2 separate regions of the Homo sapiens genome follow, and region 1 is linked to region 2. A link is a loop called in an ENCODE intact Hi-C map of the cell type or tissue named here. Cell type or tissue: Calu3. All regions are shown on one strand. Each heading gives the region's core, and the rest is flanking DNA. Links, peaks and the distances in the headings are about the cores only. Region 1 holds the start of TMEM108 (transmembrane protein 108). Region 2 overlaps TMEM108 (transmembrane protein 108).

Region 1 (16,515 bases), core at 4,396-12,395, 220 kb before region 2:
CAGGAGGAGGGAGGAATGGCATATCATGCATTTGCAATTTTTCAATTCTGGTCTTTGCCCCACCTTTCAATCATCATTTTTTCCCCTTCTCCTGTTAAACCCAGTTAAATAACACTACTTTCTCTTTCCCAATGCTCTATGCTCTTATGCTTTCATGTGGGCTGTTCCCTAGGCCCAGAACACCCTTTCTTTTGCCCTTTGCTGGCATCTTAGTCCATTCGGGCTGCTATAGCAAAGTGCCATAAGCTGGATGGTTTATAAACAACAGAAATTTATTTTCACAGGTCAAGAGGCTGGAGATCAGGGTACCAGCATGGACAAGTGCTGGTGAGGGACTTCTTCTGGATGACAGTCTGCTGACTTCTTATTGTATCCTCACATGGCAGAGAGCAGAAGCAAGTCTCTGGAGACTTTAAAAAGGGCATTAATCCTATTCATGAGGGCTCTACCGTTACAACCTCATCTAATCCTAATTACCTCCCAAAGGCCCCACCTCCCAACATCATCCACTGGGGATGGGAGGTTTCAACATATGAATTTTGGGGAGAAACAGTCCACAACACCTGGTTAACTCCTACAACTCCGGAATTCAGTTCACGTATAATTTCTTGCAGAAAGCTTTCCCTGATTTCATCAGTCAGAATTGGTACTCCATCTCTACGCGATCTTACAGTGTTATGCGCCTCGCTTGTAACATAAAAGTTTTTATTTTGAATTGTGGTAGCTTACCTCTCTTAAAATGAGCTAAAAGACAAGGCTCATGTAGTGTGTTGATTGAAAGAATGAAACCTGAATCCTTACCTCATCTCTGCTCCAAACTGTTGTTTTCTGAAGCTTACCTGCTTCCCACGTCCAGTTTGTAATTGTTAAGACACAGGTTTTGAACCACAGGTGATTTCCAGCTTTCTTAGCTTTTTCTTATATCAGTTTGGAATGTCCAAACATTTTATTCAGTAAGACTTTTGCCCATTTACACTTGTATTGCCTATTACATGCATGAGATAGGTGTTCCTTCCATAAACCATTATCTCTCCTTGGTGAATAAGCTTGCAAATTTTGAAATCTCCATTTAAAAAAAATCAGCTTGTTGGGAGGGGCACATGAGGTCTTCAACTGTATGTATAATGCTTGATTTCTTAAGTTGGGGGAGGTACAGAGAGGTATATATTATCTACACATATTTTAAGTCTAAATTGTTTTGTGAAAATATAAAAGCGAATATTAATATTCTTAACATTCGTTATAGAGAATATAAAGAAAACCAAGTTTTCTACAAAAATGCCTTGTGGTTGGGTTAAATCTGTACACAGTCACAGTAAAGGGATAAAAGTATCAGTTATTAAAACACAGATACATAGACACAAAATGTTATCCTGCCAGGATTTGTATGACAGATGGAGACTAGAACCTTGGGTAATCTATCGGTCTTCATGAATGAAATCAATTAAGTTTAGAGAAGCTATTTATTGTCAGAGAGATAAAAAGGTAATTAGCAATTATAAAGCAGTCTATGGGGGTTCTAATAATAATACAACAATGGGTGGATTTCTGGGACTTGGCAAAATGGTGGATGGCTTATATCTTATCTTTTTCTTTCTTTTCAAATATACCTAAATCTCTTGCTGGGCAATTTCTGGACTAAGGGGTAGGAAACCTGGTTTGAGCTAACTCATATCAAGTTACTAATATATCCATTTCCCAAGACAGGAAAACCAGGTTATATGTATGAGGCAAGTAGACTGAAAAACAGAGGATGAACGACAGCCTGGATTTTTTTTTTCAAATTCACATCCTCAAGCAAGAGTCTTTGTTTCTTGTTGCTTCTTTCTGTAATAATGACACCCACAAAGAGAAAAATAAATGCTTTTTTCCTAGTTAAAAATTTACATTACTCAGTTAAGTAGCAGTGAAAACTGTCCTTGTTTTACTCAATAGATAAAGCAAGTTTACAAGGTGAGAAAAATTTCTCCCCCATTTGAATGCTGTGAAATATATTTTTAAAAGTGTCACAGAAGGAGGGAAGCTAGTTTGCAGGCTCACACATTGGGCTTCCATATTTCTGGTGTCACAAATAAAGTCACTTTTGAGTAGGATGGCTGGTGTTGGTAGAATGTTCTGAGGGATCTCACTAATTTAGTTAAAATCTAAGTAGGTCATATTCCACTACATTGAATATCACACCATAAAAAAGTTGTACAATAGTTTTCCAAGGTGCAGGCACTAATCACTTTTAAAAAGTAACAGAATTTGGTAAAACGCCAGTAAAGAGAATTGGGAACCCTTGGAATCTTTGAAATAGACTCACCTAGGTGATGGGTTGCTAGGTGCAGCAAACCACTATGGCACACGTTTACCTTTGTAACAAACCTGCACATCCTGCACATGTACCCCGGAACTTAAAAAATAAAAAATAAATGCTCAAATGGAAATCTGTTTTAGTTAAGAAGGGCATAAAACAAGTAAAGCTATTACCAGAGAGTTTATCAGTTTGGCATGGTTAACAAAAGGCAATACGTTCTTTTAGAAATATTTAGTTAATCAATTGAAATTAAACCTAGTTGTGAACCTAGCTTTTCAATTTATTCCATTGACTAGTCTTTGGAGTATTTATTACCTATGAATTATTTTTGGCCTTTAAAAATCAGTTCTCAAAAATTATGTGGAAACTTTCTTCTGTTTTCAGAGTGTGTATGTCATTAGTGATTTGTGTTGCAGAGTTTAGTTTTCCCTGTTAAAAAATGCGTCTATCGATCTAGCAGCTTATGCAGGTGTTCTCAAGCATGGATGGATATCAAATTGCCAGTAGAACTTTTTAAACCTATAGCTGCCCAAGCCCCACTTCTCATCCCAATCAGAATCTCCAGGCACAGGGCCCCACAACCTACTTCCATAAATACTTACCATCCAGCTAGGCTTGAGAACCACTGGTTTAATGACAGCAAACAAACTTTTTTTGAGGCTTTCAAAACATTTTTCTTGCTTAGACATTTCTTTACTCCTGCTGTAGCCAGAACCATTGCTGTGACAGGTTTAACATGTTCCCAGAAACTCTGAATTTTGTGCGATGCCATCTCTGATAGGGACAATGTGATGAACAATGTCTGAGATTGCTAGGTGGGCTTCACTTCTGGGGATGAGAAGCCAGAGAAGTTCAGGACACACTGACAAAGGTGAAGTTTTCTCTAAGCGACAGTTTGATCACCTTGATAGTGAGAGAGAAATGCTGAAGCAGGGTTATACCACCTGGTTTCAAGAGATGAGAGATGAAGGTTTTGGAGAATTCAGCACTTAAGAATCTTGAACCACGGCGGTACACTACTGGGTAATAAGAGCTTGGCTACGCTGAACGACAAAGGTTCTAGCTGGCCAGTCCGAAAACACTGAGTCCTTAGGTCAAATTTGAGAAATGACAGGGCCAGTGGGAGTCCTAACTTCTAGACTCTGGAATTACTGACAGAAGAATATTTGGACAGTTTTTAAGACCCTCAAGGCATATTATTTTACAACCTCTTTAGCTTATGCCTGAATTTGTGCTGTGACTGTTAGCTTCCCGGATGTTTTCTCCACATGCTTCTTTCTGAACTAGCCTGTATAGTTCTACAACAAATTGTTACGTTTTGAGAAGCAGGGACCACTTATACCACTTCTCTGGCCAAGTGTCTGGCACCGCGCCACTCAGACACACACGCCCAACCCTTTAGGATTAACGTAGACACAGTGTTCTCTTCCATGGCCATTCCGTCTCCACTTCTGGTTCCACACTCCAGTCACCAAGTTGGCATGATTGCTGCTCCATAGACCAAGGGTGGGTAATGTGGGGATTAAACACACCTTCCCTCAGCTGGTGCCCAAACTGTAAGCATCACCGGGACACCCCATGTAGCCACAGGAACGCTTCTCATCAGTGGAAGAAGGACAAGAAAGGTCGTGCAAGTTTCAAATTACGTGGAGCTGGGGCTACAGCCATTACTTTCGGACAGGTGCAATTCAAAGCGTGATCCTCCGACCAAGAGCTTCGTCATCGCCACCTGGGAGCTTATTAGAAATGCAGGATCTCAGGTCTCCACCCCAGACCTTCTGGATCAGAATCCGCATTTTAACAAGAGAGTCAAGTGATTCTTATTTATATTAGAATTTGAGAAGTCAATTGATCTGGTAATTGATCAACTGAGTGCCACTTAGCCCCCGAAAACAGAGACCCTTTGTGCCCGCCTCGCACCCGCTCTGCTAGGTAGCAACCGAACCCCCAGAGACATCGGAGCGGGCGCTGCCGAGGGCAATTTGGTGATTGGCTGGTCTCACCACGTGACCGGCGCTGAGCCTTCCGTGCGACCGGATTGGCTGTCGCGGACGCTGACGGACAAGGCCGGGGCGGGCCAGAGCCTGGTCGGAGGGGCGCGCGCGGGGGCCCGAGGGGCGAAGGCGCGAGTGCGCGAGAGCGCGTGCGCGAGCGGTGGGGCTTTCTCCTGAGCCGTCGGAGGGAGCCGGAGCGCTTCTCCCGAGGTAAGCGGCGCTCCGGGGCGTCCCCCCAGTCCTTCCCATGCTGGGTCCCGGCAAGCGGGTTAGGCTGGGCTGGGCGGGGCTCGGGGAGGTGTGGGGTCAGCTTGCCCCGGGAGCCCAGCTTCAGGGAGGATGCAGCCCCGGTTGCCTTGGTTTCCCTTTTCCTATCCTCTCAGGCACCTTCCCATCCTCCCCACTGCGTGACGGGTCTGCCCGAGGGGAGTTGCCCACCTGGCAGCCCTGCCTCCGCCTTTGTTTCCCGCCTGGAGGGTTGCTGGCATGAACCCCCTCCCCAGGTGGAGGGTGCGGGTGATGGGGCGCGGGCGTCAGGAGCGCTGGACCTGGGCTGGGGCCGAGGAGGAGGTGGCTTTAATGCAGGGGGACCTGTCACATGGGGAAACGAAGAAGAAGAAATGTAGTGTCACTTTGGCCAGCCCGAGGGACTCGAACTAATCCTGCGGCCGCGAGCGGAGCCGAATTCCTAGCGCAGCTGTGCGAAGAGCCCTCCTGCCTAGGTGCCGGCGGCCTCGCCGGGGACGGAGCCTCCGTGCTGCCCGGGAGGTTGCTCTGCCGGCTGGACCTGGCGGTTTTCACCCCAGAGTTGCAGCGAAATTGAACGCTTTGAGCCTGCTGGAGGAATCCAGAGATTGGTTCAGGGGCTATTTTTTTTTTTAAGCAGTTGGGCACCGGTGGAGCCGGTCTAAATGAAAGTCTACAAAAACCAATTTCAGATGCAGCGTAACTGATGACTGGTAAATGGTGAGGAGGGAAATGCCTGCAGTGAACTGCAGACCACCACACTGAGATTCTTCCTTAAGAAGATAGGGGTTTTTTTCGGAGGAAAGGTTGTAGTTTCTGCAAACAGGTTTTTCTGGGGGTACCCAGGAAGGTTATTACTTATTTTCAGCATGTTACTGGGTTGTGGGGAGAGGGAAGGCAGGGTCTAAACTAAACCTACTCACACGTCCTTAATTCTTTGAAAAGTGTGTGCTCGATGAAGACCATTTGGCTGCCAAAAGAGGTTTGTATGGGAGTCCGGGGGAGATGGATTGTTGCCTTTAAATCATACTTTAAAAAGGGGAAGGTATGTCCAGGAACTTAAGAGCAGGTCAAGCTATGGAAAGTATTCCCTGCCTCTCCTCCATTTCCCCAGACAGCTCATAGGCAAACATAAAAAGTCCCTTCAATTTTCCACGGGTTAACTTCTTGATTTGTTGGATACACCTGGTAATCTACTCTGTAAGAAATGGTTCAACTAACTCATTATGAAGATATTACTGTGTTCTGGACTTTCCACGTAATTTATTCAGAACTCTTTCTGGTATGAGATGGATAAGGGTCTCTCTACCTTGTCCCTTGGAGACATCCTGATACCTTCAAAGCCCTTTATAGCTCTTACATTCCCTGTACAACAACATGTTTCTTTAGGAAATGACCTGATTTCAAACCTCTAAAACACACCCCATGCCTGTGAAATGCCTACACTTGCCAAGAATTCAGTTTACTAGGCAAGATAAATATATTTTTTTAAGAGGGAACACCTAAATTTGTTAGGGGTATCAAATTCAGGTTTATCAGCCACCGGAAATCAAATTTTGTCGGTTTTCTGAGATGAATGAAAGTAAAAGAACAAGTTGCTGCAAAGCTCATTTAGAATATCACAAATGACCCTAGTAAAGTGAAATATAGGTTGTCACCTGATAGACTTCACACAAACCAAATTAGTGGGAATAATTTAAAAACTTTATCACAGTTTTTTTTGTTTGTTTGTTTGTTTTTTTTTTTTTTTGAGACGGAGTCTCCGTCTGTCACCCAGGCTGGAGTGCAGTGGTGCGATCTCGGCTCACTGTAACCTCCGTCTCCTGGATTCAAACGATTCTCCTGCCTCAGCCTCCCGAGTAGCTGGGATTACAGGTGTGAGGCACCATGCCCGGCTAATTTTTGTATTTTTTAGTAAAGACGGGGTTTCACCAGATTGGCCAGGCTGGTCTTGAACTCCTGACCTCGTGATCCACCTGCCTCAGCCTCCCAAAGTGCTGGGATTACAGGCATGAGCCACCATGCCGGCCAGAAAATTTTTTTTTTTAAGTGGCATGGAGTAGAGGGGAGAAAAGAATGCTGAGGGTGAGGTAGGTGGCATAGTATACACTTTTATTTTCAGAGGAGAGAAATTAATCTTTGTTCCATAAACCGCAAAGGGTATGCATTGTTTGTTTGGCCTGCGGAAGGGAGGCAGGGATTTTGAAAAGGTTGGGAAACACTGATTAGGTTATGCAAGGGACAACAAAAAGATTAACAAGCTTAGTCCATCTAGCAACGTACTTCAGTGACCTATAGGACAAGGTTTTATTCTCTGATTCAATAAAAGCCCACTAGTGTTGCTTTCAAAGCAGCAACAAAATCATTTCCTTTCTGTCGTTTCTGTCCCCTGGGTCAGGGACGGGGAACATAGAGAGTGAATGAGAGAGATTAGAGTCCGACCTGCATGCCTAAGCAGTAGTGTCCTCTGAGGAGGATCTGTGTCACATTGTGTAAGTATAAGAGCCTTCATATTGAGAGGGATCTGAGTACCTTCCTTAGGACACATGCTGTAAGATACAGCTGGATAACAGAGCCACAGGTGGGGGCACTGGGTGAGATCATCTGATAGGGAAGCATTGGGGAAAGAGGAGAGCCAGGAAATGTTTAATTCAGTGGGGCTCTGCTGGCTGCTTTTGGATCCTTGAGGAGGCATTTCAAGGCAGAGCTGCCTCATTGGCTAGCCTGGCTGGCTTTATGTGGCTTCCAGAGGACCTGCCATTCACAAGATGAAAGCTCCTGTGGTAGTTACACGTCTCAGGTTGTAAGCATCAGTTATGCTTGTAATGTGCTTGAGAAAAGAAGGGCTCACAGAGACCTAAATCTAGGCTGCCGTTCCTTCACTTGGCTCATGTCACCCCCCAGGGCTCCCAGAAAACAAGTTGTACCCTCCTTACCAGTAGATGGCACTGCTGCCCCTGGGAATTCCTGGAGGAGCTGAACTATGGAGCTGGCAAACCAGCAGTGTGTAGCCTCTAGTCAGAAGATTTTGAAAGGCTATGTCAGCCCTCAAACGAAATCTCAAAGAAAATAGTTCTGAAAGCCATAACTGTTTACATAAGGTAGGAATAACGTGTGTCATGGGGATTGAGGAATGGCTGTGATTACATTGACTGTACATGTGCGTTTCTGAAGGGAGAAGGCAGAGAGTAAACTGACAAGCATCATAGCATAGGCTTTAAACGCACCCGGCATATGTATTGGTTAATTAAACATAATAATCATGATTTGATCCAACTTTCCAACAACTTAATCGTTTCTAATTATTTGCATGTGAAGCTAGTCTACACACATGGATGGGACTATGGAAATATACATGTGACTTTTAAACCTGAACAGTAGCTGGTAAGTACATGCTCTGAAGACAGCAGTGAGAGTATTAGTAAAAATAATGCTGATAAAGTAGTCACTATATTTCAGGGCTGTCCACAGAAGATAGGTCAAAACAATTCTTAATTCGTTTCTTCTAAAACTTGAAAATTCCTAATGTGTTTTTAGATCTTCTTAGTTAATGTGGACCTTTCAATATTATATTAGCAGCCCCAAACTTGTGCTTTGGTTTTAATGATGTTATTAGTCAGGGTTAATTCATCCATCCACCTATTTTGAAATAACTATTCTTTGTTCTCTAGCTGTTATTTACTGTTCTTTGAGATGGGAAGGTTATAGTGTATAATGAGGGCCCCGGCTTTGACTCTGCCTGAGGTATAGGATGCTACCTCTAGGTGCAATTACCCCAGTCACCTGCTGCTTTGTGTAGTTCCCATCCTATGGCTTAGGTTATTTGAGGTTTCTTTCTGTCTCTCAAGTGAACTGATGAGCTTGTCTTTACTACCAATGCTAAATACTAAAATCCTGCTTGTGCTAGGTAGTGGTAGGCCAACAGTCCATTAATGCCATCTTATTATGTGACTAAAAATAAATCTATTCACCTTTCTGAACCTTACTTTTATCACCTGAGATTGATGAGATGGTGGATGTCTCTTAAAATCTCTTCCAAGTCTAAAGTTATATGGTTAGGTGATTCTCATAAGTTATTTCTGAAGACTAAAAATTATTTATAAAATATTTTCATACTGTGAGCTTAGGGCAAAAAGAAGTCTTGCTAATGTTTCCTCCCAGAAAAGTGGTTGTGCATTACCTTAGGATCCTAACAGTTCAGAGTAGGAAGAAACTCTTGAAGATGATTTAACTTAACCTTCTCAATTTATAGACAGCTCAGTTCAGAGTTGAGTTTCTTGACCAAGGTAACAGAGCTAGTTAGTGGCAGAGAACTAGTTAGAGGACTAGGATGCAAGCTCAGGACTCAATATAGTTTTCCCTTCTCCAATGCTGCTTTATTTCATCTGCCATCAGGCCACAGAATATGCTGTGTCTACAGGGCTGGGGCCAAGAAAATTTTCTGAGTAATTCCTTAATGTAGGGCTTTAAAGCAACAGCATGAATAGCTTTGAGTTTTGGCAGAAGTTCAAGGTCAGGCTTCTCTTTGCAGCTCATTCTTTTCTTCACTGATTGATTGTGAGCAGGATTTTTCACTGCGCATCTTTAGGCTTTAAAAACTTTTCTGCATATGCTGTTTCCTGTAAGAAAAAACTTTCATCATCCTAGAAGAATCATTCCTCAATCAGATGTTCTTAAGTTGGGTCCATGGACTCCCCAACATCTCTCTGGATAGGAGAATCTTTCATATAATTCACTTCATTTGTAATCTTATGTATTTGATCTTATACATTTCACACATAATTCTGAGAAGGAGGTCCTTAGGCTTCAAGAGACTACAAAAGAGGTCTGTGGCACACACACACAAAATAGGGTAAGAATTCTGAGTTCTTGTCTGAGGAGCTAAAAGACATTAGGGTGGAAGAGTGTTAGGGGTAAGATATGGGGTAAACTTATTGAAGTTTGTAGGAACATTTTTACCTTTTAAAAAATTGCTCACTAAATGATGCTAATAGCATTTTACCCATCTTAAATTAATAATGTATATGCGAGTATTGATTTCCATTTATCATTCCTTCCTCAATAAGTACTCTTTCCTAATTTTACCAAAACACTTTCAAATTCATGTTGCTTTATTGGCGATGACATGCATACTAAGAGGCTCCCTTCTCCCCCAATCTGACTTGATTTCCAGATGTTCAGTTCCCTTCTAATTCATGACTTGGAGTTTTTGACTTCTGAGGTAGTACACCTCATGTTCAACTCTAGGCTCCTAGGACTCACCATGATCCCAGAGAGGCAAAATAATTTACATGCTAGGAATTAAAAAAAAATCCTTAGGTTCCTTTATTTGTACCCAGGGTTTACCACAGAAATTGCTGCTCCTCCTTGGCTAATTATTTTCCTTTTCTATTTGTAATCCCAAATTCTCACTTTTCCTAATTGTTTCCAAATAAGAGTGACTGGGAGTTTGTATGTATTGGAAATAAAAATCCTTGTTTAAAACATGCAAAATTTTTGAATTTTGAAGAACATTTGCTTGAAAATCTCTTGCTTTGTGTCCTGTGACACCTTGCCTACTTTTGGTGCCATGGTGACCCATGTTGGTGAATTCACCTGCTGGCATCTTTTTGGCTATGTATCTTTTTGGCCAAAGTAATATTTATTATTGCTTTAGTAGAAGAATAGAAATTACCTTTTCTTCTTTAGAAGGTTATATTTGGGTTTATGTAATAACCTAATTATGTTATGTAATGTCAATTTTCTGCATTCTAATCTCAGTATATTGCTGAGTTATTTTGAGATTTTGGGGGCATGATTGATTTCTCTGAGCTTGTTTCCTTGTTTGGAAAATAAGGGGAGAGAGTAGGAGAGTCGTGACTACTTTGTTTCCTGTTCCAAAATCCTGTGACTCTAAGAAATTGTACCTGGTACCCAGACTAAACATATCCTAAAAAATGCTGCCTAATTGGGAATTTATTTATAATCAATTAGTGCCAGGATAATAATTCTTTATATCTGCAAATCATTTTATGGTTTTCAAAAATGTTCTCTAATCCTGTATCTATTTTCTACTCAAAATGCCAAAGGACAACAGCATCAGTATTATGTGGGAGCTGGTTAGAAATGCAGAATCTCTGGCTTCACCCATGACCTAACAAACCCGAACCTGCATTTTTATCAAGATGCCTTGAGGATGCACATGCACCTTAAAGTCCAAGAAGTTGGTGGCTCGTGCCTTTGAGAAGAAGCTGGTGCTTTGAGAGGCTGAGGCAGGAGAATTGCTTGAGGCCAGGAGTCTGAGACCACCCTGGATAACATAGTGAGACTCCATCACTATATACATTTAAGAAAAAATTAGCTGGGCCTGGTGGCACATTTCTGTAGCCCTAACTACCCAGGAGGCTGAGGTGCGAGGATCACTTGAGCTGAGGAGTTTTAGGCTGCAGTGAGCTGTGATCACACAGTACATAGTGAGACCCTGTCTCTTAAAAAAATTCTGAAGTGCTGCTTTTTTTTTTTTTCTTTTTTTTTTGAGACGGAGTCTCATTCTGTTGCCCAGGCTGGAGTGCAGTGGCGTGATCTCAGCTCACTGCAAGCTCCGCCTTCTGGGTTCACGCCATTCTCCTGCCTCAGCCTCCCGAGTAGCTGGGACTACAGGCACCCGCCACCATGCCCGGCTAATTTTTTGTATTTTTTAATAGAGACGGGGTTTCACCATGTTAGCCAGGCTGGTCTTGATCGCCTGATCTTGTGATCCGCCCACCTCAACCTCCCAAAGTGCTGGGATTACAGGCGTGAGCCACCGCACCTGGTCCTTTTGAGTCTTACATTGGCCCTATGAGAGAGGAACAGTATTTTACAGTTGAGGAAACTGAGACTCAGAGTAGTTAAGTAACTAAGTCAAGGTTACTGTGCTAGTGTCTCACTCAGAACCCTCTACTCTAAACTTAATGCTGTCTTTCTTCATGATTGGGCTGAAGTCACTTTTGTACAATGGAGTCTGGTCACTGCCCTGCAGCCCATAAGGTTAAGTGTGACTGTGTAATTGAGTTTTAGCCAACCAACAGAATGTGATGGAAGTGGAAAAGTATTGTGATCCACTTCTAGGAAAAAAAGCACAGAGAATGCTCATGCAAGCTTCTTCATACTGTTTTCCATTCTTAGCTGACTGGAATGGAGAGGACCCATAGGGCAACCTTGGAAATTATGTTTTAAACATGGCAGGACTTTTGTCAGCGTGGGTACCTGGATCACTGCATTAGGTCCACCCCACCTACATATTCACCTGTCCAGTATGCATACATGAATCAGAAATAAATTTTTATTGAACTTGAGCTATTATACATGTTTGGGTAAGCACTTAGTCTACTCTCATATTCACTTCAGCAGTGACTTGGGACTTGAAGTTCCTTTGGCCTAATGCATTTTTTCATTTTCATCTTTGCCAGTTGGTGATAGATTGGTGGTCATCCAACATGCAGAAATGAATGAGCAGTGAAAAGCAGCAGAGCCGATGGGTCATGAGGATGTAAGTGCGTTTGAAGGCTTCCACACCCTCTACTCCAGGGTAAGGCAAAGGCATTCTCTGCCATTGTTTTTCTTGCTTTTCCAATTCATAGAGGCTATTGTCTCACCTGTCTCTTGGAGTCAGTGCAATATGATGCCCTGTCTGTGAAAGGCTCCTAAAAGCCTTTATTGATTCAACTCATAGATACCATGCAAATCAGCAGTTATGAAGAGAAAACCATGACCGAGGTGATGGGATGGAATCTATGCATGGAAATATTTCAAAACAGGAGTTTTTAGTGAGTTCGTTTAGGGTGTGATTTATATGGGAGGGGCTGTTGAGCCCTCTTGAGGTGCACTGTAAAGATGGGAACAGGGCCTGATTATCATTTCCTTATAGCCATGTCATATGTTAGCTCTGGTAGCTCCTGTTTCCCTCACCTACCACCTTCTTTCTTCTTTGATTACTCTGCTTAACTTTTGCTTCATTAATCACTTTTTTAGTGAAGGAAATAACTTCTCAAAGTGTTGAAAATTCCAGATTTGGTGTATAATAGCACTAGCAAAGTACATGGTTTTGCCTGTTCCATTTTATTTTATCCAGCATCACTGGAAGTCACATGCCCATTCATGCCTCATCTATTTGCAGCCCCTAGTACAATGCATGTGGGCACTGGCAATGTTATAACCAAAACTGGTTTTGAATTTTCACTTGTGCTGCAGATTTTTGAGACCAGAAGGAGAAATTAACTGTTTGGTGTGGAAAGGACATCACATCCTTTCTGAGCTCTCCAATTTCTAGAGCTTAAACTAAAACCAGCCTCCTTGAAGGGAAAATTATGATTCATATAAATATAAGAAAAGCTGAGGATGGTTAAGAATGAGGGATAGGAGGTTAAAGAAACATACTTAACTGAAGGGTTGTTTTAAGCAGCTTGGCTCAATACTGCTGAACCTTTGCTAGATAATGTCCCATTATCCAGGCTCAGACAGAGGGCACCCAGAAAAGGCTGGTATCTTTCGGGGCCTCATGTGGCTCAGTAATGAGTACAATTTACTGAACAAAATAGACAATTAGAGGATGGAGATCTCTGGAGATTCCAATAAATGTACATCATTATTGCTCTAAAGTGATGCACATGCTTGGAGATAAAGCAAAGAAAGGGCAGCTGCAAAGTACGTCAGCAGAAGAGTCCAGGTGAGCAGCCCGATGCAGACTATAGCTCAGCACCTGGAGGTAGCTAAGAAAAGGAGCTGGTCTTTTCTAGATTTTCTCATTAAAAGAAAGGAGCTGGTCTTTGCTAACTTTGCTCAATTTCCTCTATATCCTGTATATCCTGTATTTTAAAAGTATATCCTGTATATCCTCTATTTTAAAAGTAACTAAAAAGTATAGCATGTCAGAAATAGCACTTGGCTGGTATGTTGCTGTGTAAATACTATACAAGGACTACATTGTGGAGGGAGCCATTCTTTAATTATTGATTTGGGGTCAAATAAAGTAATGCTAGAGATGCCAGTGGACCAGAGTTAGTTTCTCAACCTTACACTATTTATTGACACTTTGAGCCAGGCAATTCTTGTGTGGAGTGTCCTGTGCATTGTAGGATGTTCAGCAGTGTCTTTGACCTCCACCCACGAAATGCCAGTATCTCCCTCCCTGTTTGTGACAATCAGAAATGTCTCCAGACATTGCCAAATGTCCCCTGGAGAGCAGAATTGCCCCTGGTTGAGAAACACTGCTGAAGGGATATAGTGATTCAATCTTGCTCTGAATTTCTCTGGTATCGTATTTTAATCATTTAACTTCATTTTGTTTCACTTTCCCTATCTGTAAAATATACACACATAAATAGCTAAATAGTCTAATGAAGTAATGTACATAGTACTGTGTGACTCCTTGGGGGCTCTGTCATTTCTAAGAAGCGATATTCGTCTTCCCAAATTTCTAGGACCCAAGGGTAATTCTTAATTCTTGTGATGGCACTAACTGAGGAACAGTGGAGTTTGAAGAAGGGCGAAGGTCTGTGGTATGGGAAATAATGAAGAATGCTGGACTCTTGAGTTTATTCAAGGGCTTCATGTTCTGGTTCATTGTGATAATATATTCTGGATGAAAACTTTCCTTTGCAAAGTTAAAAAAAAGGGAAGAGTGGATGAGGCAGAAAGAAGGCTGTTCAAAAGAGCAGTCAAGGAAATTGCATTTGACAAGGTGATCTGCTAATGTTAAAGTGACTCATGTATAATTAGACCAAAGGACATAAAGAAATAGCCTCCAAAGGAAAACTATCGTCCCAAATGACTGCTAGTCCAGATCAGTTTTTGCAGACAATACAGTAAAGACCAGAGAATGTTTGGAGATCAGTGTTTATTCTAGAAACTTTTACATTTCTATTTCTTCTCTTCTTTAGGAATATGGAAAGGGATTATCTTTAATATATGCCCTTTGAATTATAAATGTAAATGTTTTAATATGACATGTTCTTTTGACAGTTTTCTAGTACTATGTGTTGGAATGGTCAAAGAGGCCATAACTCTGACCTAGACCTGAAGTGTAACCTGCATTATTTTAATTAAAAGGCTCAGTTTAACTCTAAAACAAGGCCAGTGCAGGGATTAGATGTAAACTGTCCTGGCAGGTTTGCATTCCCCCTTGCTGTGTTTCTGGTCCCTGTGATTATTAGACTTGCTTACAAAGTTTCCAACAAATGCACTGTATTTTGGATCTACTATGTAGAGAAGCCATCATGTATAGCCTTGTTTATTTGCATTCTTCATACATTTTTAGCCCTAGGTGTTAAGCAAAACTTATAAGAATGTTTAAGAAGGATTCCATGTACCTTGAAGAAAGAGGCACTTTGGTGTGGAAGAGAGGTGAAAAGTGAAAGAAGCTCCACTTTGTTAGGAGTAGGCTGGTGTTTGAATGTTGAAGTTTTTGTTCTAGTACTACTCAAAGTGTGGCCTCTGAACCAGCAGCATGAGAATCATTTATACTTGTTAGAAATGTACAAACCTATTAAATCAAAATTTCTGGGAGTGGGCGTAATAATCTGTGTTTTAACAAGACTCCCAGTGATCCTGATGGATGCTAAAATTTGAGAAGCATTGCTTTGTTAGTGGTTTCTGACGTAGTTACTTCTTACAAATGATGTCTGTGTGTGTTTATGATGGGGAGGGCGCAGATAAAGTATTTTTCCAGGTGGTCAGAACATATATAAGCTTTTCTTGTGATAACCTCTTGGATAATTTTCTCAAATGATGCCTTAAGCCTTTTCCTGCATTGTCTAATACAGTAGCCACTAGCCACATGTGGCTTTTTCTTATTTAAATTAATTAAAATTAAATTGAAATTCAGTTCTTCATTGCACTAGCCACATTTCAAGTGCTCTGTACCCACTTGTGGTTAGTGGCTACCATATTGGACATTGCAGATAGGGAGTATGTCCATCATCAGAGAAATCTGTTAGACAGCACTGTTTTAGCCTGTGAAGACCCCTGTTTGTCAGAAACTTACATTTAGAATGATAGTATGCTCTTGTTATAACAAGACCTCAACTCATTTAAAACAGAATTGAGTTTTGGGCTTCTCCATCCTGGGGAAACTTTTCAGTCTGTGACTCTATCTTGCTGAACTTTTTACCTTGCTCTGGTATCTGTCTGCTACAGAAAGTGCCATGGGTACATCTCTGACATAATCAAATCCGCAGCCTCTGAAACATTTGCCCTTTAATCCAAGGCTGCTGAGCTGTCTTTTTCCATTTGGTCTCTCTATGCCCTGACCCTTCGTGGTGAGGCTTGTTTGTGCAAGGTGTCTCTTTTGATACTGCCTAGAGCTTTACAAAGAGTCTGGAAGAGGTGGCAAGAAAATTTTCACCTCCCCTACTTCCAATTTCCAGCTTGGCTCAAAAAAAGTGTTTCATAAGAGGGTATTAATACTCAGACTTCACCGCTGAGGAATTATCCCCTGAAGAATTAGTCTCTAAAGCAAGTTTTCCAACAGACATATTACAGCACAGATTTAGTAATTAAGCCCTTTGGCAACATGGAAGAATTTTCAGTTGATATTATGTATTAATATTACCAATATTAGTTGCTCAGAAATTATAATTAGAACAAATGAAAAGATGTGGAAATATAGACACACAATTTTTCAAAGATATAAAGTTTCCTGAGCCCAAGATTCTTGTGCATAGGAGAGGGAATAGGAATAAGGAGTTTGTGGCAATTAGTAGTATTGCTGGAGTTGAGGGGAAGGAGGTGGATAGAACCTGGACTTGATCCCTGAATAGTCTTAACCCTGCTGTTTTTCTTTTGATGGATGCATTGCTTGTTCTCTTCCTGCCTTTCTTTCTTTCTCTCTTTAAAAATAGTTTATTCACTCATTTGTTTATTTGAACAGTTTTAAGTTCAAGCAAAATTGAGAGGAAGATACAGATTTCCCATATACCTCCTACTCCTCCTACTCCCTATACATGCATGGCCTCCCCC
Region 2 (16,515 bases), core at 3,037-11,036:
CTCTGACTGCAAGCCCGGTGTTCTTTCAGCTATTTGATATTGGCAGTTAGGAGAAATAATGGGTTCAAGGAAATAGAATTTTTCAATAGGAGGACAAGAGTACCTTTGGGTCCCGATACAGGGCCCAGTGGCCACTAGTGATGATATCTTACCACAGAGGCAAGGAAAGTTTACTAATACCTGGAGTATGGGTGTGATTCTTAAAAACAGGACAAACCTTGGAGGAATGGGTCTCTCAGGAGATCAGTTCTTTATTTGGCCCAAAGAGCCAAGGAGGCAGTTCCTGTGTCAGTGCAGAATAGGCGGATGCCCACAGAAGGCTCTTCAGAGTCCAGATAGGTGAAGGCGTGTGGTAACAGAGCCCAGGAAAGGATCTGCAGGGCCCAGAGCCAAGAAGAGTAAGAACTGGTTTTATAGGCACAAAGAGATTAGTGAGGCTCCTGCCAGATGTGGAAACAACCGTACCAGTTCATCTGCACCTTGAGCCAGGTGTTAAGCGTCTTTGCTTCAGTAAAGCATTAATATTTTCTTGCTTGTAAAGCTGCTCACCTGTGACTGTTTGGGTCTTCTTTTCATTTTTTCACTAAGAATATTGGATACCTACTGTGTGCCAGTCATCATTCTAGGTAGCTAATAAGACAAATAAGATATCTTCCCTCCTGGAGCATATAGACTAGTTAGGGAATCTAGACAATAGTAAAAAAAAAAAAAAAAATTTATTATCAGCATGAGATCCCTACTAAGCAGAGAATTAATGGGGTTACTATGATGGCATGTGATTAGTAGCTAGTTTGGGTGGTCAAGAAAGCATCTCAGAATCGATGACATTAGGTTGCTTTGTGAATGACACCTGCCAAGGTGAATAGAAAAGAATTTGCAGATAGAAGAACAGCAGAGGTAAAGGCCCTGAAGTAGGGACCTGCCTGAGATTGTTGAGGAATAGAAAGAGGGCCAATTGTGGTCAGAGCATAGTGGTGAGAGAGAACCAGTGGAATGAGATGAGGTATGCATGCAGTTGGGCAGCAAAAGTAAGAAGTTTGGGTTTTATCTTAAGTGTAATGAGGAGCCCATTGGAAAATTCTAAACAGATAAATAACATGATATTCTTTATGTCTTGAAAAGATACCTGACTGCTTTGTGGAGAATTGATTGTAGGAGTTTAGGAGTGGAAGCAGTGTTTCCAGTTAGGAGTTGATTACATAGTCAGGCAAGAAGAGATGGTGACAAATTGGACTAAGGTGGTAGTCATGGATATGGGGCAATATGAGAATCAGGAAACATCTTGGAAGTAAAGTCAAAAGGATTCGTTCATGAATTGGATGATATAGAGTGAGAGAGGCAAGTTCAGTCAACCCAGAGAGTCAACAGAGTAAAAGATGTCCTAACCAGATAGGTTTTAGGTCCAAAATTGCTCATTATAAAGAAAGAGATAATGAGCTTTTTGTGACCTCAGTGCTGATGGCAACAACAGCATCATATGTAGATCCTGTTGTGGTTAGAACACACGGACAGTGAGAAATCACAAGGACAAAAAACTAGGGCCATCTCTGGAAGTGGTACCTGTTTCATTCATTTATTCATTCATCAAATATGTAATATCTGCTAGGCATAGATAAGTGTTCTGAATATAAAAAGATAAATTTCTACCTCAGATGCTCACACTCTTATTCCTTATGGGAATTTTCACAAACAGTCCACCATGAAGTCACACCTTTGGATTGAGACCTCTGTGGACATCAAGTTAGTTGATGTCTGCAATCAACAAAGCAGCCCTTTAATTTCTGGATTGGTTTTGGTTTTTCTACAGCAGTAATAACTTAGACCCTTTTAAAAATGCATTTCTGAAAAGAAAGCAGACATCGTCACTCTTCCTGGCTGTGCATCAGTGATTGTGCTCCTCATACTCTTACTTACCTCTTCTCACCTGCCCACTCCTGAGACTTACTGGCATATAGTAGCTGAAAGTATTACTGTTTTCCTGGAGGATTGTAAAGGGTGTCTGAAAGCACTCTATTTTTCCCTCTCACAAGATCCAAACTGCATTAATTTATCATTGAATATTTCCATTTTAAGAAGCTGTTAATTCCAATAAACGTTGATGGAGGTTTGAAGCCCAAACATTTTAATGAAGCCATAAATCAAGAAGCCATGGTGGCTTTCTTCAAATGTCCTCACACAAAATGATCTGCAGGAGGGAAGGTTTTCTATGGTATTTTAGCGGCTGCTTCAGGCAGACAGATGCATTCCCAGCTTGGATGTTAATATGTTATAGTTAGCTCAGTGTAAAGCTGGTGTGGAAAACCATGAGTTTGTGGTTCAGTTGTCAGCTACTTCATGTCCTTTCTCCCTCACCTGTCTCAAATTCTGGCATTGGTCATAAAGAGCCTTGAAGTTGCACATATCAGAGGGCAAGTATCATTAACATATGTATTTGTTTCCTTAGGTTATCCCTGCCCTTCATAACTACATTTGCCAATGTACTTTACCATTCAGGTTATAGCTCAGTTTAATATTCTGCCTCCACTCAGCATAGTCTCATACACTCATTTTTGGAATTCTGCAGCTATTACCTTTATGTGTTGAAATGAGTGAGTGTCTTATCTGCCTGTGGACTAAATTCTCACTGGTATTTTTTCAAATGTCTTAAAATATTCACTTGCTTATAATTTCATACTGAATGCAGTTTTCCTGGGCTCAGTGGATCTGTTTCAACATATTGTATCTATTCTGTATAGTGTCATATATTATTTAAATGTATTTATTATAAAATAGGACATGCACAAGTTTTGCAGATTGCCAAGGAAGTTGCCCTCTGGGCAGATTTTCTATGAACTACATCAATCTCATGATCTCCTCCTCCTCCCTACTTTCATTTATAGAGCATCCTGGTACCAGACGTTACCATAGTGATGTAGAAAGATTGCTCAAACAAAAATGGGAGAGACATAGCAGTGAGCTTTTATCTTCACTGCTTTGGGTTGCTGTGCACCCACCAACTAAGATACAGCATGTGGAAAAGCAGGGAGACATATCCTAGAGGCTACTAACTGTCATTAGAGATGAGGGTGTTGTAATACTTGTGAATTCCTGAGAAGTCAGTTCATTAGCTAGTTATTAAGTCCCCGCTGTGTGCCAAGCCCCACTAGGCGGGGGATGCACACAAGAGAAGATATGGTTGCTCCCTTCAAAGAACTTACAGTCTAGTAATTGCACCCCTTTCACTCAAAAGAGTTGCTTTGCAGAAATCTTGACAATTCCAAATATGTTCCCTTTTCTGACAGGCGTCTTTTCCAAATCTCTTGAGAATAGATTCCTGAAGTATATGATTATAAATCAAATTTTTGTCCTGAATACCTTGCTAATGGAGTGAAAATGGGAACCTGTATTGAAATACTTAAAACTTGTGTATTTTTGGAAGCTCTCTGTTGCTGTAGATCATAGGCAAGGGTTTGTAACACTTTGTAAACCAATTGCTATGTTCCCTTGCAAAAATCCTGACCTATTGAGAATGCCCCAGGTGAGGTAGAGACCATATGTGTTGTAAGACTCCAGACAACCTTGTGTGGTGAACTGGAAAGCTTTTACTTTCTTAGAGAAAAATAATTGAAATACTGTAGTGGTAAATTAAAGGGAAGGAACTGGAGTGGCAAGTGAGAAATTAGGTGAATTCCATTTTCTGCATAAGCAAGTAGGTAGCAAAGAACATGCCATCTGAAGCTAAGTTATTACCTGAGTGTTTGCTGCCTTTAAAAGCTCCATCAATTCTTCTAGTATACTTTGTTTGGGACTGTTTGCTACGTTTCTATTCTATCCTGATCACAATTAAAGTAAAATAAACCATTTCAGTGCTTGGAGAATCCCATAAATATAACAATGAAATTTTTCCCCAAATCTGTGAACACTGTAGCCTTGTTCCCTGACCTGTTGGAAAGGTGAAAAGAAGCTCTTGAGTGATAATACTTAGAGATTCTAATAACACTAAAAAGTCAAATTTGTTGCTTAAGTTTGAATTTTACCATTCATGTCAACCCCAGGAAGGACAGACTTCTAAACAGTGAAGTAGCCCAAAATTAGCAATGGAAGAGAGAGAAGGACACAGATAATCCCAAAACTATGTAATCAAAACTTGCAGGCAGCATTTGGGCAGGGTGGAGAAGTCAGTCTGCCATGCTGTCTTTTTCCAGACCACACAGCTGCGGTGAGAGGACAAGGGATAGGAGAGCTACTGCAAAAGGCACATCCAGTTCAGAAATAATTGTTTTTTTCCTTTAACTTGAGCCTTTTTCAGAGCAGTTATTTTGTCTGTTTATGGAATAGACATTCTTTCATCCTGCAAAGGAAATAATCATTTTCCAGCTCAGAGGTGAATTATGGAGTATCAGGGAAGTAGAAGTGAAAATTTTTAGATATTCTACTTTCAAGAAGTAAATAACAGACCAAGTGTGATGATGCATACCTGTAATACCAGCCCTTTGGGAGATCAAGGCAGGAGGATCGCTTGAGGCTAAGAGTTCAAGACCAGTCTGAGAAACGTAGTAAGAACCCATCTCTTAAAAAAACAACAACAAAAATAGAAAACTTTTTTTTAAAAAATTAGCTGAGTGTGGTGGCACATACCTAGTCCCAACTGCTCAAACTCCATGAGTTTGAGGCTGCAGTGAACTATAATTGTGCCACTGTATTTCGGCCTAGGCAATAGAGCAAGACTGAGTCTCAAAAAAAAAAATTCACCCGAAGAAAGCTATCTATCATGCTATTTTCCCAGTTAATAATAGATTACTTCAGCCATCTATGTTCTCTTGTCCAGATTGCTCATGAGCAGGAGCCACATTTGCAGCTGCACGTCTGTGGTTAGAAGTTTATTCTATTAACTTGAAACTGTGATATTCTCAGCAAGAAGCCAACTAACTTGGGATTGAACTAATGTCCACAGATGTAACACCGTTTTGTAGCAAAGATAGCATCATTCCTCTGCAAGTTGTCATTATATTGTTTCTGTCTGATTTGGTCACAAATTCATCACACACAAAAAAAAGTAGTGATAGTCTAAGTGCATGCACTGGCTTTTGGAACAGTCCATGAAGCAAGTATAAATTTGTGGAGAAAACATGAGTTCATGAATATGCAAAGCACTTACCATAAAAAGAACAGGGTTTGAAGGTCATTCGTAAAACAAGCAGTGATGAAGTTACCTACCCTATAGGCTTACTGAAGGGACCAAATGAAATAATGCAGGCATGTCAGTCAGGAAAACAGTGCAGGAAACAGAAATCACTCTAGGTATTTCAAGCAGAAAGGGATTGCATATAAGGAATTATATGCTTCCAAAATTACTGGGAAGGCTAAGGCAGTAGATGGTGGGAACTGTGGTGTCCAAGGACACACTCCACTGTAGCAGCAGTCCGGAGGTCAGGAATGACTCTTGCTGGGCACCAGCACTCACCACAGTCATCTCTAAACACCAACAAGATGGTGACCAAGATACTGAAATGCTGAATACAGCTGCCTCACTGCTGGTCATTCTGAACACTCACATTAATCAAAGATTACATATACCCAGATGGATCCGATTAGCATAGATCTGCTAGGAATCATCATAGCCAGACGTAGGCAAGACAGGATCCTTTGGTTATGTGTTCTATTAACTTACTTCCTCCAGACAGCTTTTGTTCCTGTCTCTAACATTTTGTATGTCTTTGAGGTTTGATGTTCTACCTTGAAGCTTTGAAATAGTTCATTTTAAAATGGGTCCTTGAGCTCCCAACCTGTTGGTAGGCAGAACACATACTTTGGGTTGAATGTGATCACTGTAGCCTGCAGTACAGTGCAGCACTTTCGGCACTAGCACTTGCAGATAAAATATAACTATCCTCCTATCATTTGCTGAGGCTGCAGTGCAGTGATTCTGAACCCAATGTGTGGGAGCCTTTGCGAACCAATGTGCTCACATTTAATCCACACCTCTAACCTTTCCATCTCAACCTGCCATCCTTGACAAGCAGAGCTGCAGTGAGAGAAAATCCCAAGTTTGGACTTCCAAGTAAGGAGATGGAATGAAGAGGTGTCTGCTGTTGGGCTTTTGCGGAAAGCCTGAATGAGATCATTGAAAATAAATGGAATATGCATGCTTTTTCCCCTCCAGATTCCATAGTTCTCCTATATCAAGGCAGATAACAGGGAAGCTATATACTTTATTATTTGGCTCTTTGTAGAAATACCTTCACCAACCTAAAATTTAACATTATGCTTTTGACTTTTTCTTGAAAATGGCTGTATGTGAAACATTCCTATACTTTTTTGTTTTTAAAAAGTTTACCAAAGATACCATTCATTGTGTTGTCCGGTGCCTCTTATATCAAGACCTGTAAGATAAATTCCTCTTATAATTCAATACTAGGACAAAGGTTGTCTTTACTGACAAACTTATATGCTACTCCTTGCAAATATTGATAATAGTGTAATATATTCAGATCTCTTTTTGCCTTGACTCCAAGAAAGCTCTTAAAAAATTAGTTCACTTGCAGTAGTTTCCTTAGCCTAGATTTTCTGGATAATATTCTTCCTCCACCCAGCCTTATCATCACTTGTGGGGGTTGCTGTTAGGTTTTTTTTGTTGCTGTTGTTTGTTTGTTTTACTAATTGTATTCTTATAAACCACCTATCTCCCTTGGGGCATAGATTAGATATCAAATTCATGAATATCAATATTGGTATGAAAAGTCACCTATAGAATTCAAATATGCATGTCTGGAGCTTACCACAGGACTAGTGACTTAGAATCTTTGGGATCAGGACTGAGATAAGAATATAGGAAGTACTCACATAACATTGTCCATAGGTTTTTGGCAACTGTGACTTTAAGCAAAACCACATACAGTAGGTCCTCACATGACACATTCAGTGTTGTTTCGTCATAGTGTAGAAGAGAAAATAAAATTGGTTTTGTTGTAAGTTGTTTTGCTTGAAGTCTCAGCTTCGAAGAACCTGTGGATGACATTAAATGAAGGTTTACTGTATAGTTTTTAAATCTCCACAGGTAATTCTGATATGTTCTCCTGATTAAGTGCACTAAAGTCAGTCAGTCAGTGAGTGGTGTGAGCAAGAACCGGAAATTAAACAGTCAATGGATTGCATATTGGCTGACCCATGTGACATGGCTGGTCAGGCGAGTAGTGACAGTTGTTTAAAGAATGCCCAAGGTGGCCGGGCGTGGTGGCTCATGCCTGTAATCCCAGCACTTTGGGAGGCTGAGGCGGGTGGATCACAAGGTCAGGAGATCGAGACCATCCTGGCTAACACAGTGAAACCCTGTCTCTACTAAAAATCCAAAAAAAAAAAAAAAAAGCCGGGCGTGGTGGCAGGTGCCTGTAGACCCAGCTACTCGGGAGGCTGAGGCAGGAGAATGGCGTGAACCCAGGAGGCGGAGTTTGCAGTGAAGTCGAGATCGCGCCACTGCACTCCAGCCTGGGCAACAGAGCAAGACTCCACCTCAAAAAAAAAAAAAAAAGAACTCCCAAGGTAAAGGGATATAGTTGCTGTAGAGCCACCATTCTAGTGCAATTGACTCGTTCATTTATTTATTCCAACATGTAGTGAGTGCCTACTATGTACCAGGTACTCTGGCACTGAGGATACCAAAATGATATAGTCCTCTGCCTCTAAGGAGCTCACAGAGTCTAGTAGGACTGTCAGACATATAGATAATAACTACACATTATAGCAAATACAAGAATGGAGACATGCCCAGGGCATCATGGCAGCCCAGCGGAGAGGCGTCTGCTCAAATCTTGCAAGAAAACGTCAATTAAGGCTTCCTGGAGAAAGCAGCTAGAGAGTGGATCTCAAAGGATGAACAGGAGTTATCCTAGATGAAAGATATCCCAAGAAGAAGGGCCAGCACTATGTGGGAAACTATATACTGTGAATAGGAGAAGTCAACTATTGCTGCATAACAAATTACCCCAAAACTTAGTGGTTTAAAACAATAAAAAATTATTACCTCACAATTTCCATAGATCAGAAATTCAGGAGTGGCTTAACTGGAGATTCTAATGAAATGTCTCTCATATGATTATGGTTGTGGTCAAGGGGTCAGCAGGAGCTACAGTTATCTGAAGGCTTGACTGGGGCTAGAGGATCTGCTTCTAAAATCTTTTACTCATGTTGCAATGGACAGGAGCCCTCCTCAGTTCTTTACCATGTGTGTCTCTTGATAGACCTACTCACATGTCCTTGTGACATGACAGCTGTCTTCTCCCAGAGTGAATGATTGAAGAGAGGGCAAGGTGAACACCAAAATATCTTTTATGTAATAACCTTGGAAGTCACACAGAATCCTAGAGGTTACACAGATCAGCCCTATTCAGCATGGGAGGGGACTACACAAAGGCACGAAACAGGGATCATTGAGTAGATCTTGAAGCTGGCTACCACACAAGGCCATCAAGCTTATGATCTGGAATGGCAGAAGCTGGCTAGGTACAGAGCCCCATCCTGAAGGAGCCCAAAGACCATCAATAAGGAGCTGAGACTTCATGTGTGGGCATCACGAAGCCATTGCAGAGGCAGTAAGAAGAGAATTGATGATGTCAGATTTACATTTTAGAAAGGCTTCTTGGACAGTATGGAGAAAGGTCCTTGGAACAGAAGGGCCAGTTAGTTGTCACAGAAATCCAGCAAGATCATGTGGGCCCATATCAGGGCAGTTGTGGCATAGAAATATAGTCCTTTATTGTTCAAAATGTGGTACATGGACAAGCAGCTTTGACATTACCTGGGAGATTGTAGAAATGCAGACTCCCAGGCATCAGGTTAGACATAATAGAATCTGATTCATGTGGACCTAAAAGTTTGAGAAGTGCTATTATAGAGGATGTTGTAGAAATAATTAGGAACACAGAGGAGAGGAGACCGACTCTGAAGTCATGTTTATTCTACTTCAAAACTAGAATGCATATTGTAAATTTTTACTGAAATCTACAGAATAGATCCAGAGAGCTTTGGGCATTCACAGCATCAGTAATGATATGGTATGATCTAATAACAGAAGGGCTTTCTCTGTTATTATAAATGGTAACCATGTAAATAAATGTTGCCAGCAGAGGAAACCTACTGAATACTTCTCTGCTCTAAACTTTACATCATTTTCCAACCAGCTTATTTCTTTTGTCTCAGAGTCTGAAGAACAAGATAGCTAAATTTTCAGAAAAGGGGCCATGGGGAATGGAATAATGTGATAAACAGAGATTTGGAAAGCTACAAGATAATGCACATTCTGGAAAATATCCTGATTTCCAGATGACCTTTCCAAGCATTGTCTTTTCTGGGATTAGATGTGGGAGCCAATTAACTACTGGGCTTCACACAGTAAATGTCTGCCAGGAAATTCATTACTTGCATATGGTCAACAGGAACCACCATCCAGTAGTTTTTTTTTAACTTGTTAAGCACAAGTGCATCTTGTGATGTTCTCCTGGTCTGCCGGCTGGCAAGTGCCATCTGCCAACATTGGCCATGTGTCAATCTTTGTTTTTCCCCCTCCATTCTTCCACCTACCTCTTTACAGTTAAGAAAATTATATAAATCAATTAATGCTGGATCTCAGAACTCAGATGAATATGCTGCTAGTTCTGCAAAGAGAAATAGAGAAAGAGGGGGAGGGAGGGAGGCAGCAAGAAACAGATCTACCTTTTAAAAACTGATAAATGAGCATTGAAACAATGAGAATACTCCATCAATACAATTGATGGAGGAGGGAGAGTTTCCTCTTGCAGCATGTTCAAATGCTTTGGTGGCTAATGATTTCAGACCTCCCAGAGCCTTAGTCCCATTCTTCTCCAGGCATGAACCGTTGTCCCTACTACTAATCAGGAGGTACTTTATGTAAACTCATCAAGGAGCACTGGGGTCACTGGCTCCAGGAGCTGCTAGAGATTAAATGGCTTCATTGGCATATGTCCAGATAGAGGAAAAGTGAAAGGGAAACTGGTACCTTTTCCTTGGCCCTTCTGTCTGACTCCCTCCTGTGTTCCAACCCCTGATAGTTTGGTTTCCAATGAGTTATTGCTCATTTATTGAGTCAGTTTTTAATTGGACTCTCACATGATATGAAGTTTTCATTGCTATTTAGAGTGGTTAGACATGTTTCTGACTAGTAAATCTGAGACTGCCAGTAATTACAGAGCCTTAGGGAGAAGAGCTCAAAGCTGCTTGTCACCTATAAACACCTCCTCCTCTGGGGTTCCCAAGGAATATGTAGGGAAGTTTGCAATTGTACCACCCCATCCTGAACTTCAAGGACTTTCATGTCAATACTCCCACACCAAACCTTGAGTGAGTATTAAAAATAAGATCTACTTCCTCCTCCTGGAGTGAGCTAGTGTTGGGGGAAGGGATGCTAATTAAGAATATTCCCAAATCTTGTGAAAGATAAACCTCTTTTTCCTATTTTTGATTATCTCAGCTTAATAGGCATCATATCCCCATTTCTCAGAGGTTTGCCTTAGAAAACATTCTCTGAGATTCCAGAAAATAAGATATTAGAGATTTTGCAGTTCTCCCCTCCCCCAATCAAAGTCCTCCTTTCCTTACTCGGCTCTATTTCATCCCACAATACTGGTCACCTTCTAAACTACAGTATAGGTTATTATTATCTTTACCCTCTGCCTCCCACCACTAGAATGCAAGCTGAGGACAAGTATTTTAGTCTTTTGTGTTTGCTGCTGTATTTCCAGCACCTAGAAAGTACCTGGCACATAGTAGGCACTCGATAAATGTTATTTGAATAAATTTAAGATTCTAAAGGACCTTGAAACCTGTTTAGTATCTTTATTTGGAGATAAACCAATTAAAACCCTGAGAGTTTGTGACGTTCCCTAGGTTGCATAGCTGATCTGCAGAGGCAAGTCTAAAAGGTGAATCCAGATCTTTCTCCTAACCCTGTGTCCTTCCTACCACCTGCTGCTGCTTTTGGCTGCTGGATGGAGCTGGGAAGAAGACTGGAGGCTACTGGTCCTAATCCATAGAAGGGATTTTCTGAGTCCTGCCCAGAAGTAGGCAGGTATCATGAGCATCTTCTGCCCTCAAGAGGATCTTGGCAGTCAAATATGGCTGCAGCCTGGCTCCATTCCTTGGTCATAATCTCCAACTTCTGCTGCCAGGATTTTCTCCCTGTTTTTTTTATAAGACTGCCTGTTCGAAGAATGTACACACACACACACACACACACACACTCACACACTCACACACACACACACCCCTACCCCTCCAGGCTCACTAAAGCAACATACAGCTCTGTCAGGAAAAGGATCATAATCTCAGCCCTCACTCACTCTGGTGCAGCTTGGGCAGAGGGATTGCTAATGAAATTATTGAAGTTCCAAAGCCCCCAAGCCATCCTCTTGACACAACCACTGTTTTGGCACTACCTTCTGTTATTCTTTGGTTTTTGCTACTCCTAGTTACCTCAAATGAACACGCTACCCTGCTTTCAATCCACAAACTCTACCCCAACATCTGGCCAATCTTGCCATGCCCTTCCCCCAACACCATGCCCTCCTCACCATCCCCAAGGGGCCAAAATGGACAATTGTAGAGACCAGGCAAGACTCAGCTCACTGGTTGAGAGAGGAGGTCAAGAGTTCTGCTGTAGAACGGAAAGAGTTGGGAAACAGGAGGAGGACCAGAGAATAGGCAGTGCTTGAAAACCCTGTGGAGGCAAATTGTCTGCGGAGTTGGAAACAACCACAACACATTTGTCCTTAGAAAAATATTAATTTTTTAACCTTTTCAATACTATGTTCAAAACCTCTCTCACAAGGTCCACAAACTTTCCTACTACAAGGCTGTCATTTTTGACTAGGAAAATTTGAATTCAGTATTTCAAAAGTGATTTCTTGGAAATAATTTCTTATGTGGTGTCAAGTCTCTGGAGAAAAATGCAGAAGGTCTTTCTGCCCATTAGATGCTGTTCACGAGAGAGAAATAGCAGGAATTAACAGTATGGTGGCTTCACACGATTGCCCAGATAGTGTGTGAGTTCAGGAAGTGTCTTGTTTGCAGGGAGAGAGTGATTAACACAACAGACGCTGCTCTGACTCTCCTATAGGAGTCAGAGGAGACAAAGCTTGGAGCCTACATTTACAAACTGTCATGAGCCAGCCCCACCTAGAAGCACGCTAAGCTTGTTTTAGTCATCTCATTTCTCTCTAGCCCATGGGCCAACCTTATTCCTGCTTTTTTGCATTTATCTGGGTCTCTACTATGTTTCAGCCTCTGTGCTGGGCTTGTATCAACAAGGCAAAGAGAAATTTTACATGATCTCTGTGTTCAAAGACCTCATGTACTTGATACAGAGGTAAATAGATTAGCAAATAACAGCTATTGACAAAATTAATGAATCAATAAAAATGCATTTAAATTATGTTTTGAGCGCTTAACTCTGCTGTAGGAGCTAAAGGAGGCCTCTTAGAGGAGTTAACAGCTGAGCTTTGTGCCTCACAGTTTCCTTAAGGCTGTGCAGATTCTTGGATTCTCGTCAATAAGGCCAAATAGGATATTCCCTCCCATAAGACTTTTTCTCTTAGGCATCTCATTTGTGTCATCTAACACTTAGGGTAATGGGGCGGAGGGGTATGTGGAGTATCTTGCTCTGACTCAGCCTTATAAGAACACCATACACGTACGTGTGTGTGTGTGTGTGTGTGTGTGTGTGTGTGTGTGTGTTTCCTAAAGGAGGACTTATTTTAATATCTGAGAATAGACTTCTAGGAACTTCCTTGATGTACAGAAATCTCATAGACCCTATGGTCATTACTGCAAAGAATCATCCCATTTTAGAGCTGGCATTTACCTTCTAAATCAACTCATCCTTTTTACAGTTGATGGAGGTTAAAGCCAGGGATGCTAAAGGACTGCCCAAAGTCACGCAGCTAACCACGGGCAGAGCCAAGTCTAGGACCAAGGCCTCAGTTCTATGCAATTTTTATGGTACCTTGCAGGTCCCCCCAAGGGGCACACATCTGTCAGCATAGTGGGATGACTAGGAGCAAGCATTACACTAGGGGCAGGGGTTAGGAGTGATGTATGAGATACTACTGAATCATAGAGCTGGAAGGGCCACTAGAGGTCATCTCGCTTACCTCCTGCATTTTTCTGATGAAGAAAGAGAAGATGGGGAAAGTGAACCTGATCTTCTCAGCCAGGGGAGGTATTGCCCTCTAAGAGGGATATGGAAATGTATGGGACCATTTTTGGCTGTCACAATGACTGGGAAATGATATTGGCACTTAATGGGCAGATGCCAGGGATGCTTAACATATATTGAGTGGAACAGTTCTACCAATGACAAATCACCCAGCCCCAGATGTCAACAGCGTCCGCATTGATAACCATGAAAAGAGCCCCCATTACAGACAGAGAAGGGACCAGGCTCTGAGGTGGTTTGCCCAGTAGTTTGTCATTGTGTGTACATTTAGGGGTGGGTCACAAACCCCTCTGAGAATCAAATAAAAACTTCCTTTTCATAGAAACCTACACATACACAAGAACTTTGCCCTTAATTTTAGTGGGTTAATGAGCCCCTTTAACCCATCAATGAACCACAGGTAAATAACCCTAGTCTTAAAAGAGACTTAAAGGTGGAGAAAATTAAATATGTATGTGTTTTCTTATGGATAAAAATTGTCTTATGATGTGTCCAATGGAATGAAGAGTAAATGTGGGTTTTTTCCCTACCAAGTGAACACAGTGGTATCCAGACTCTTAGATTCTTTCTTTTGTTCATTCATCAGAAGCCTTGGATTTTTATCCATCACTTAAGAAGTATAGCTATTATTTCCTATTGATAGTCAAACTAAACACCACGTCTACCTCCCACACCTTCCTTCCCTTTCTCTCCCCACAGTAAGTACTCAGCAGGACTGACGTAGGAAGCAGGAGTGGGTGCTGACTTCAAAGGGTCCCTCTCCCTGAACTTTGGAGAGTCCCTTCTTCAGGAGTGTGAGTTCTGGGTGAGTGGTGGAAGAACTGCAGGCTTTAAATGCTAGTCAAGGTGTAAATCAGATACTGTGTTTTAAAATGTGCTGAGTAATTTCTGACTCATTAAATCAGTTAAATTACAAAATGCTCCATTTCAAGATGCTCTATTTCATCCATTTGCAACAAGTCATGGCAAACGGAAGAAATAGATTAGCCAATCATGCCTCCATGGTGTTGTTGAAGAGAATAGAGGAGAGGAGAGATGGACGACTCACTACCACTCTGTGAGAGAAGACTTAGGGTCAGGCGTAACAGTCAGACCAAGCAGTCTTATAGGATAGATATTCTTCAAGGGTTTTACATCTCATTTACTCCTGACAGCAATCCTTCGGGGCTTATTTTCTTGTCTATTTTACTAATGAAGAAACTGTGGCTGAGAGAGGTTAAGTACTTTTTCAGTTGAGTCAAAATTCACACCCAGTCCTATGTGACTCCTAGGCCAAGTTCTTTTCACCCCAATGCTTCCCAGCGAGTTTGTATGAACACAGGTAATGCTGCTCTCAAACAGCTAAAATTATCTGCACAGCGGATGCATGCCCCACTGCCTTCCCATCTACAAGATCCATCTCAGATTGTTCTTGGTTATTCCAGTATGCTGAGGACAAGCCTTCTGACTTTGGTTTCATTTTGTTTTGTTTTTCATAAACTGTGCTTCTGTCGAGGCTGTAGAGAATCCTGTTAGGACAGTATGTCGTGATTTAAACTGTGGCTGATGAGTGACTCCCTTCTTTCCTTCTCTTGCCTCAAACCTTTCCTTTCTCTTATGATGGGAGAGACCAAGTGTACTTCTGCATGCACAGTGCCTGGAGGTCTTCCCAAGCCTGGCTTGGAGGTATCAAAAAGGAATCTGTACCTAACTTTCACAGAATGGTTTCCACTTAGCTGGGGGCTTTGTTTTGTCCCCCAAAGTAGCTGGTGACTTTGTTTTGTCCCCCAAAGTGTTTCATTCTTTTTCCCTTGTAGATTTGTTTCTCTGTGAATTTATCTAAAGACAGTGGTGTGCTGTTGGGCAAGAAGTCCTTTCCTACTGCCTCCTGTAGGAGAGCTGTAGTTACTGCTGAACAAATGACAACCTGCCCACTGCAATAATAACAACCATTTCCCTGGGTGACAAGTATCTAATTAAGTGAATGCCTTGGGTCAAGGGGTCATATTTCTGCAGGCAGTGGACCTTTGTACCATTTGCCAGTCAGGGGGTTAGACACATTCCCTACCCTCCCTGCTGGGTGTGAGTTTCTACACCTGAGCCATTGCCAGCAGAGCTGATGAAGGAACTTACCTCAGAGTCTCTAAATGAAGTCCACTGCTCTTAGATCTGCTAAGAAATATCTCAAAACCATTGGTTCCAAGTTGATTGATTGATTTTCCTATTTCCATCAGCAAAAACCATAAATACTCAATTAAACTCTAAAAGTGGTCTTAGAATTCCAACACCAAGTATAGAGGACTTAATTATTTTAATGGGGGAGGGGAAAGAGCGCTAGATCAGGAGTCAGAAGACTAAAGGTTTAGCTCTGACTCTACAACTAACTGCCCACATGACCCCAGTAACTTTCTTATCTAGTTTCCCCAATTGAAAATGGGAGTTTTTTCCTTAGATACTCTTTAAAAGCAGTACTGTCCACTAGAAATATAATAGGAATCACATATGTAATTCTTAATTTTCTGAATTTTAGCAACATTAAAAATAAAAAGCAAGTAAAATTGATTTTAATAATATATTTTATTTAACCAGTATATGCAAAATATTATTTTAACATGTAATTGGATTTTTCACATACATTTTCCATATTAAGTTTTTGAAATTCAATGTGTATTTTACACTTACATTGCATTTAAGTTCAGACTAGACACATTTCAAAGGTTCAGTTTGGCCACATGTGGCTGATGGCTACTGTATTGGATAATGCAGCCTGGACTCTTTTCTGGCTATTAATTTTTTTGTGTATGTCCCAATCCGTTACTTGCAACTCTTGAGGTTAGATGGATAATTTAGAATTTTTTATGTTTTAAAATGAAATACAGTATTTATTATTTATTAATACCCCAGGGGGATCTGGAGCAGCACTCCATGATCAAACAAATAAATATTTCTGTAGCAAAAAGTATGACAATACACACTGAGATAAAGAAAGACAATAAATAGCTTTATATAGGTTGGGTATTGCTGCCAAGTGAGTAACAGGAAAAAAAAACTTTCATTTTTCAGAGGATTTGCCTTTTGAAATTGCAGATAAAGGATTGTGAGTCTGTATCACAAAAACTGTTCAGTATTAGGTTCAGTATTTGCTTAGTTGCTTTATTTGTCAAAAATTGGCCTAGCATTACTATGACAGTGCAGTTGTCCTTTGACTAGCCATGGACGTGGCATTCTGGTTAAATCATCTCCCTTGTTTTGACTCTTAGTAGTGGTAATTGTCTCCAGCAAGCTGAAAGGGTGACCCGTGGAGCCATGGAGACTTAGGATTGCTAGATTAA

The links. Peaks named below come from ENCODE experiments on the same cell type or tissue, not always from the same donor. Only the 100,000 strongest peaks of a DNase experiment are listed, where the experiment ranks them.
Region 1: it touches region 2 in a loop (2.6-fold over the local background); 4 of 110 quality-filtered maps call a loop at or near these places.

Annotation. Positions count from the first base shown.
Region 1 is chr3:133,033,933-133,050,447 of GRCh38, forward strand. TMEM108 (transmembrane protein 108) reads left to right here and starts at 4,459. Exons shown (of 6, transcript NM_023943.4): 1 at 4,459-4,503; 2 at 11,970-12,088. RefSeq lists enhancers at 4,153-4,447, 7,333-7,627. In Calu3, for the core only: a CTCF peak has its summit at 7,495 (motif pointing right); a DNase peak (open chromatin) is centred at 7,479.
Region 2 is chr3:133,259,590-133,276,104 of GRCh38, forward strand. All of the region lies in intron 3 of TMEM108 (transmembrane protein 108), which reads left to right. Among named protein-coding and RNA genes, the nearest start is that of TMEM108-AS1, 11 kb to the left of the region's middle. In Calu3, for the core only: no CTCF peak of the experiment used is centred there; a DNase peak (open chromatin) is centred at 7,172.